Linked DNA regions of Homo sapiens: region 2 is linked to region 1. The links are chromatin contacts, found by Hi-C or POLR2A ChIA-PET in ENCODE. All regions are on one chromosome and are shown on one strand. Each heading gives the region's core, a stretch centred on a gene start or an enhancer-like site at or near the end of the contact. The rest is flanking DNA. Distances are from core to core; before and after follow the strand shown.

What was found. Hi-C counts contacts between places; a loop is a spot of excess contacts on that map. ChIA-PET counts read pairs that join two places held with the same protein, here RNA polymerase II (POLR2A). Pooled maps may share reads with other maps.
Region 2: a map of endothelial cell of hepatic sinusoid shows a loop between it and region 1 (2.7-fold over the local background). The contact joins the enhancer-like site here to the promoter of LINC02651 in region 1. A Hi-C loop is called at or near these places in 2 of 168 maps with a recorded cell type or tissue (endothelial cell of hepatic sinusoid and posterior vena cava) and 1 of 50 pooled maps. POLR2A ChIA-PET finds 5 or more read pairs at or near these places in 1 of 52 experiments (OCI-LY7).

The regions. Positions count from the first base shown.
Region 1 is chr10:69,682,517-69,686,429 of GRCh38, forward strand. LINC02651 (long intergenic non-protein coding RNA 2651) reads left to right here and starts at 1,933. Exons shown (of 3, transcript XR_946038.3): 1 at 1,933-2,602. RefSeq lists an enhancer at 3,340-3,840.
Region 2 is chr10:69,766,724-69,770,845 of GRCh38, forward strand. No RefSeq gene overlaps it. Among named protein-coding and RNA genes, the nearest start is that of COL13A1, 33 kb to the right of the region's middle. RefSeq lists enhancers at 783-1,547, 1,548-2,311, 2,312-3,075. Within about 2 kb of position 2,813, at least 2 of the 41 ENCODE cell types and tissues checked have a DNase peak (open chromatin) inside an H3K27ac peak, as active enhancers do.

The sequences.
Region 1 (3,913 bases), core at 683-3,182:
CCAGCCAGCTCTAGCTGCAGGTTGGAACAGTGGACAGGTTTGGCAGGAGTGCAGGTGAAGGGGGCAAGAGGAGGATCATTTTGGCTGTGGTGTGCTGGTTGTCTCTTGGTGTGCTCCCCAAGCCCTGGGGGGCAGGCAGAGCTGGCTGTGGGGGAGGCACTGATAGAGGTTTCTCCCATCCCTGCCCCTGCATCAAACTTTCAACTTTCAAACACCAGGGAGCCACTGTCACTCCTGTCCACATGGAGACAGGAGAGAGTCACGGGGGAGGAGCTAAGAGACTATAACAAGGCAAATATATTAAGGAAGGGGATGTAAGAACTTCCCCCACCAAGACTACCACGCCCTTGGCTCATAGACATAAGCTCATAAACACACATGCATGTATTTGTTGATACAGTACGTGTAACTATACAGACTTTGAATAAACATTTATTATACTCCTATAGGGCCCTGACACTACAAAAATGAGTCCAGTTCTGTCCTCAGGGAGTTTGCAGTTTGGGGTGAGGTGGGGGAAACTGACTCAAACAATGAGGTGTTGGTGCTATCTCTTCTATGTGCAAAGCCCAGGGGGTTTGAGAGAGAGACATTTAATCTGCTTATGAGAATCTGGGAGTGCTTCAAGAAAGAGGTGCTGATAGAACTGGGTGTTGAAGGGTGAGTAAGAGTCCTCCAGGTGGGCTAGACAGAAATCTAGTTAGATGTTGCCTCCAACAGGAAGTCTTTCCTGATCCTTTCCCCTTCCCCACCCACCTGGCCTAGGTGTCCAGGGCTTCTGATTCCTTGACACTTTGCATGTCTCTGCCACTGTGAGCCACTGAGGGCAGAGACTGAGTGTTTGTGCCCCTAGCTTCTGAATCATGTCTAACATATAGAAGACTTTCAATAAATGCTGAATAAGTATGAAAGAGAAAAGGAAGACATGCTGGGCAGAGAGTGGAGTGAGCAAAGGCAAGGAAGAGGGAAGATGAAGGGGAGTGGAGGCATTTGCCGAGGCAGGACACAAATAGAACAATGCAGGGACATAAGTCAGATGCTGCTGAAAATGGCAGCCCACAGCACCGCTTACCAACTCTCCCATGAAAGACCTTACCTTACAGAGAGGAATAAACAGCTATTGCTCTTACCTCAAACATCCTCCCAAATGCCTGCCTTTTCTCCCTCCCTGGGGAAGACAAGCAAGACCAGTGCTGCCACAGGAGTTGCTCAAGGTTGCTCAAAGGAGTTGCTCAAAGAAACCAGGAATAGGACCTGGTTTCTCTGCTGTCATTGTCCTTAGCTTACAGCCTACAGCCTGGCAAATACCAGTGCCATGGACTGATGAATGCTTTGCAAATCTGGTTCCCATTAAGTTGCCAGTAAAAAAACCCAAGAGGTTCATGTGGCAAAGTCAGACTAGATGTGAGCAGATTGACAAAAGTCCCAAAGAACTGAACTAGCCCCATGGCTCTGATACCCCTCGTGGGTTTGAAAATATCCAGCGATGGCCAGGTGCAGTGGCTCACACCTGTAATCCCAGCACTTTGGGAGGCTGAGGCAGGTGGATAACGAAGTCAGGAGTTTGAGACCAGTCTGGCCAAGATGGTGAAACCCCGTCTCTCCTAAACATATACAAATTAGCCAGTTGCAGTGGCGGGTGCCTGTAATCCCAGCTACTCGGGAGGCTGAGGCTGGAGAATCTCTTGAACCTGGGAGGCGGAGCTTGCAGTGAGCTGAGATTGCACCACTGTACTCCAGCCCGGGCGACAGAGCGAAAAAAAAAAAAAAGAAAAGAAAATATCCAGGGCTCCGGGGGATAGCCCTTGCTTTCCAGTGTTCCTAAAAGAAGATAAAGTCACACTATCAAATAACAAATGCCTCATCAAAACACAACCCAGAGATCAGCCCAGTTCTTCCAACAAGAAACAGGCCAGTCATGACAGTATTATAATTATGATGACGAGGAAGGGAATGCTAGCCAACCACTCCCCTCCCCGCCCCGGCCTCTATCAGGGGTAAGCCCAGGAGGCAGGAGTGCAGAGTGGCTGAGGGCAAGGCCTCTGCCCTGTTGGAATAGCCTGGGCCTGCCCCTTCCTAGCCTGTGAGCTGTGACGGGGATTCAGTGAGGGTCTCAGGCTGTGTACAGCCCAGGACAGTGCCTGGCTCAGAGTGAGTGCTCAACAAGCTTTAAGTGTCGTTAGTATTCTTGCTGAAAACATGAAAACTAACCCCAGAGCTAAGCAGTGGAATTCTGCCCGTGTTGGGGGTGAAGAGACCAAAGTTCAGAAAAATTCATTAACATGTCCAGGATCATACAGCTGGAACAGGGGAACAGGCAGGGCTGAGCTCCAAGTCCAGGCAGGCTGAGCCCAGAGCCCTCGCTTTGAAGCTGTTTTATATGACTCCTTAGCAGGAAGCTACTCAGGGCGGACTGACTCAAGAGCATTGTTTCCTGGAACTCCTGAGTCCAAGAGCTGGGGGAATGCTGGAAACAAGGAGAAGGAAGGCAGAGAATGCTTGTGGAGGCAGCAAGGAATAAATAGATGCAAGAATATTGGAAGGTGTCATAAGAGGGATAAGGAACCAATCGCACCTCTGTCTCGCCCCATCCCCTCTCCAGGTGAGAAGTGCTGGCTCTGTGTGAGACTTTATGTCAGACAGGGGCTCAGTGCTGACCGTTCAGCCCTGTGCCTAGGGACAGCCCTTCAGCCTCCTTGACGATTTCCTGATTTAGTCTGGGTCTGAGGGCACCTCCTCATCTGGCCAATTCAGGGTAAAAGAATTTGGAAAGCTCAAACACTCAAGAAATTTAGTTTTTTGTTTTGTTTTGTTTGGTTTTGAGAAAGGGTCTTGCTGTGTCACCCAGGCTGGAGTGCAGTGGCACAATCACCATCACTGCTCATTGTGGCCTCAAACTCCTGAGCCCAAATGATCCTCCCACCTTAGCTTCCTGAGTAGCTGGGACCACAGGCGTGCACCACCACACAAGCTAATTTTTTTTTTTTTGTAGAGACAGGGTCTCACTATGTTGCTCAGGCTGGTCTCAAACTCCTGTGCTCACACAATTTTCCTGTCTCGGCCTCACAAAGTGGTGGGATGACGGGCATGAGTCACTGCGTCTGGCCAAGAAGCTTAGTTTTTAAAATAACAATCAGTAAAATAGGTTACAACTTTTCAGTCAAACCTGTCAGGTGAGATGAAAATTCAGGAAAGCCAGGCCACATTATTTTCAGTTAAGTTCTGTGAAAACTTCTGCAAAATCAATCAGAAACTCCGTCAGTTCATCTCAAAGTCCTGGGAGTCTAGACAGAAGTTCAGGCTTCGCATGTACTGGGGTGGTTGGTCGGAAATTTGGTGAGGTCGGTCCAAAATCCAGCAAGGTCAATCTAAACTCTGGATCAGTCCCAAGTTTAGTGCGGCAAGGTGAAGTCCGAGCGGTGTAGTCAAATATTTAGCCAGATTCATCATGACGTCACCCCGACCATTTGGGGTTGGGTAGGCCATCGGGTGTGGGACTGGGTATGTGATGGGCAGACAGACAGGCAGAGGATTGGCAGTGTGCGCAGGCCTGGGAGCCAAAGTGGAGACTGAATGGTAGTTTCTGGGGGTTTCCAGAACCACCTCCAGCAGGAGCCCAGCTGGGGAAATTGTGAGGCTGACCAAGAGTAGTGCGTGGTGCTCCCAGACATGTCCCTGCCACTTCCTTGAGGAGACCTGAAATGCTACTCTGTTGACCCCTACAACCCCAGCACATTGCTGAGCTGCCAGCCTTCTGACGCCTACCCCCTGTCCAGCCACTGGGCAGCCAGCCAGCATGTTTTGGCCTAAAGGACAGCAGCTCTGTGCACACACGTAGCACACGCTTGTCCCCACACGGCCTGCCTGTCTGTTCTCCCACGCTCCTTTCCCTTTCTGGCCAGAGCTGAGCAGG
Region 2 (4,122 bases), core at 1,563-4,062, 85 kb after region 1:
CAGTGTTGAGTCTGCTGTGTGGCTTTGGGCAGGTCACATAACCTCTCTGGGTGTTTGTCATTGCTTGTCAGTGGGAACTTCTGGTCCCTGCTTTCCCTCCTCCTTTGTGGAGATGAGGAAAGCATGTGTGAAAAACATTGACATGGGAAAGCAGATGCTCACAGAGGCTGGAACACATGTTATCTGAGGGTTCAGGCCTTGGTCACCTCAGAGGACACTGAAGCACACGGCTGAACGGGTGTTCAGGAGCATCCACCTTATTTTAAAAGGAGGAACCTGAGGCCCAGCCACTAACTGAGAAATCTGGGGTTGGAAGCTGGCCTTCTTTCCACTGCCCCACCTTGTCATTTGATGAAAGTGATGAGGAGCATTTGCTTAGAGGGCATTGTGTGCTGGACAGTGTCTGCGAGCTTGCCATGGACTATGTCCACTAATTTTTATAATACGAGGAGGGGATTAGTGGCGTCCAGGCAGGAGGCCCTTTGGCAATGGTGGGCTGTGTTTACTTAAGTAGCAGTGTTTCCTAGGCCCAGGAAACCTAAGAGAAATCTGAAAAGATGATCTTTCAGGACTTGCTGTCCAGTTGGATAAGAGACAATATAGGGATGCTTTCTGGGACCCCAGGAGCACGCCTGCCTTCTGGGCCCAGTGTGGCTGTGATGGGGCATGAAGTGGGTGCTTCTCCCACACTCTCTTCTCAGCTTGTGCTGGGAGAGGGGGTAGCACAGGGCAAGGTGGCAAAGTCTCCAGTTAGTGCCAGGCACAAAGTTTCCCAGGGGAGGAGGCATTGATACAAAGCAGGGAGAATAAACCCAGGGGCATCACCAACTCCATTTTGAATCCCAGATCCACCATTCACTAGCTGTGCAACTCTGGACACATGACATAACATCTCTAAGCCTCAGTTTCCCTACCTGTAAAACAACCCCTTGCAAGGATTTGCAATAACTCATGGGAAGCGTTGGACACTCAGCGAGTTGGGAGCTACAATGGAGCCATTGAAGCAAGGACATTGAAGCGGGTGTGGTCAGCTCAGTCTGGAAAGGAAACGTGAGCTATGCAGAGGATGGCTGGGAAGGAGCAGGTAGCAGGTATCAGGGCTCTTTCAGTCTCTCTCACACCCTTGTTGAGGGAGCTGGCCACTGCTCAGACTCCTCTTGGCCAGGGGCTCCTGAGGACCCAGGCCGAGCCCAGCTCAGCCAGACAAGCTCTGGCAGAGGCCCCACTTTCTCCTCCAAACAATGTTGTTCTCCCAGCCAAGGGCAGCAAGAGGTGGGCCAGGAAGCTGACAGCACCAGGGAGGCTTCCTGGCTCCCCTGCCCTGCCCAGCCCAGCCCTCCATGTTGGGGTACATCCCCCAGTCTGGTCTGGCTGCCAAAGGTCTGTAAGGCAGAAACAGAGTTACACCACCACCGCCTCTCACGTCCTCAGCCTCCAGCTGGTCAGACTCTCGGGAGGGGCCTGGCAGCTCAGGTGGCTCTGCACCTTCTGTCCTTGAGCTAAGGGACCCCAACGAAGGCAGAACTGAGTCACTCTCCTCTTCTTCAGGCAAAGGCTGGGGGCTGAGGGCTCTGGCCTCGGGTTCCCTCGCTCATCTCAGAGGCTCTGAGACATAGAGCCCCTCTCAACATGGTCCTGTGAGCGTGTGCATGGAGTGTACACGTGGACATGTGTGTATGTGTGTGCATGTGAATGTATGTGTGAGGGCACACATGCATGTGTGTGAATGCGCATGTGTGTGTGTGAATGTGCACACAAGGATGTGGATGTATGCACATGAGTGCATATGGTGCATGTGTGGGCAGGGAATCTGGAGACTGGAGCTTCCAGGGCTGCTGGTGGCTGCAGCAGGCTGAGGGTGATGAGTAAGCTCACCTCCTCTTGCTCTCCTGGCATCCACTGAGTCCCAGAGTTGGGCCATGGGTGCCGTGGCGACCCAATGCATGAGAAAGACCCCATCTCTCCCTCTTGGGGTCACGTTCTGGTGAGGGGAGACAGGAATACACAAATAAACCAACAACACGATGTCAGAGAATAATGCAGGGTGAGAAGAAAATGGAATGGGGGCTGTGGTGGGCATCCTGTCCTTTTCTTCTTCCTCCTCTTCTCTGATTTTGGGAGTGCAGCATGGAATGAAAAGTGAGGTATGAGAGCAAGGGGGTGATGAAACACTTCGGCGTGGTGGGTGAGGGGTCCGGGAAGACCCACATGCTGACGCTTCCTGGCCTTGTCAGCTTGTCCCCCAAGACACTCCCCTGGGATGAAGGACAGGAAGCCCAGGTCTTGCCCCTGAGGTCTGGTGGCCCTCGCTCCTACCAGGCAGAGCTGCCATCCTTGGCTCGTCCGGAAGCCAAAGGCATCCCCACTCTTCCATTTCTGAGTCTGGTAGTTTGCTGCTGGGGAGAAAAATGAAGAAGAAGGAAAAAGGGGAAAATCCCATTTCAATTCTTTGGTCAAAGCACAAGTTTCTCTCCTCCCTTTCTTCCCTTCCTCCCTCCCTCCCTTTTTTTTCTTTTATTTTCTTCCTTTCCCCCAAGAGTAGAAAGAACCAGGGAATATAAACAAAAACGCTCTTAGAACAAATCAGGCCATCTTGTTCCCAAATCCCAGGAAACTCCTAGAAGCTGGGATCTGAGCAAAGGGACAAACGGAGCTGCAAGGCCAGTGGGGGTGGGAACTGGGCTGAGTCAGGGAAGGTCTGTGGGTTCCGCGGAGCCCCCAAAACAGCTGCCTTTTGGGGTCCAGATGTACTACCAGAAGGAAGGTCCAAGAGAGGCCAGAGGGGAGGGCTGAGGCTGCCTGGAGCTCACTGCATTCCTGCCAGGGTGAGTCACTGCCAGGACGCCCTGCTGTGCCGATTTGCAGCAACAGCCTTGGTGTCCCAGGACTCTTGGGCCCCCTCCAGATAGGTTCCTCCAACCCACAAAGAGCTCTCCTTTGCACATCGATGCCCAAAGGACTGTCATAATCACTCAGCCCATTTATGGCTTTGTTTTCTTCCAAAACGTAGCCCCCTGCAAGGAAAAAGCCCCAGCCATATCAATCATTTACTCTTTGATATAAATGAGTCATCCAGCCCTTTTCCAATGGCAGGTTTGAATGAGAAGAAGAAACAGAGCATGAGGACGCTGCATTTCACAGAGCAAGGGACCCCAAGGAAGGCATGGACCTTTCGTGGAGGTTGGGGGTTGCATGAGGGGGAAGATCCAGAAAAGGCAGAGGAGGAGCTGGACACGGCATCCTCAGACTCAGGGTGGGCCAACACCGCCCTGAATGAAACCAAGGCTTTGCAAGACCAACATAAACCAGAGCTCAGCAAGTTTATTTTCTCATGAAGAGCGAATTCTGTGAAAGACAGAGCTAAGTCTTATCAAGCACTGACTAGGTACCAGGTACCTCCCAAGTGCTGTTCCTGCAGTAAAGGAATTCTCACAACCCCCAGAGAGAGAATGGACACTCAGAACCGGTTGGAGCAAGAGGCAGCGCTGGGAGAGGGATCCGCACCTGCCGCTTCTGGAGAGCTTGCTTTCCCACCACACTACGCAGCCTCTGGAACCAGGTTGTTTGCAGCACAGGTGGGCTGATTCCAGGGTCTTATGACCCTGCAAGGCTGGAGGTTGTAAGGCTTAGAGATGGGAAATGACCTGACCAAGATCACACAGCAAAATACCACATGGGCACCCCACAGCCTCACTGCTGCCCAGATTGGTATAGCAAGCATGCCCTTGTCTGAGTCACTAGTGACTTGCTATTGAATGAATGAATGAACCAACAAATGAAGAAATGGGAACAGAGGCTCAGGGAGGTTCCATGTCTGACCCGAGGGCATATGTTTGGGATTCTCAGGGCAAGCCTCCTCAGAACCAGCTGTCCCAGTCCTGCCCAGCCTCTATACAGCACTTGGCTTCTTCTCCTAGCAATTCTCCTATTTTGTCACATTTGAGTTCACAGCCTCCAGAGCGACGTAGGGCCTTGACTTCCTGTTCCTGATGGGCAGGAAAGGTCATGCAGCTCATTAGTGGTGGTGAGGTTGGTGCTGTGTCCCCATCTCTAGCCAATCATACCAAACAGTGGTTGGTCTCTGTGACCCTGTCCCCACCATGCCTGGACTATGAAATCAAA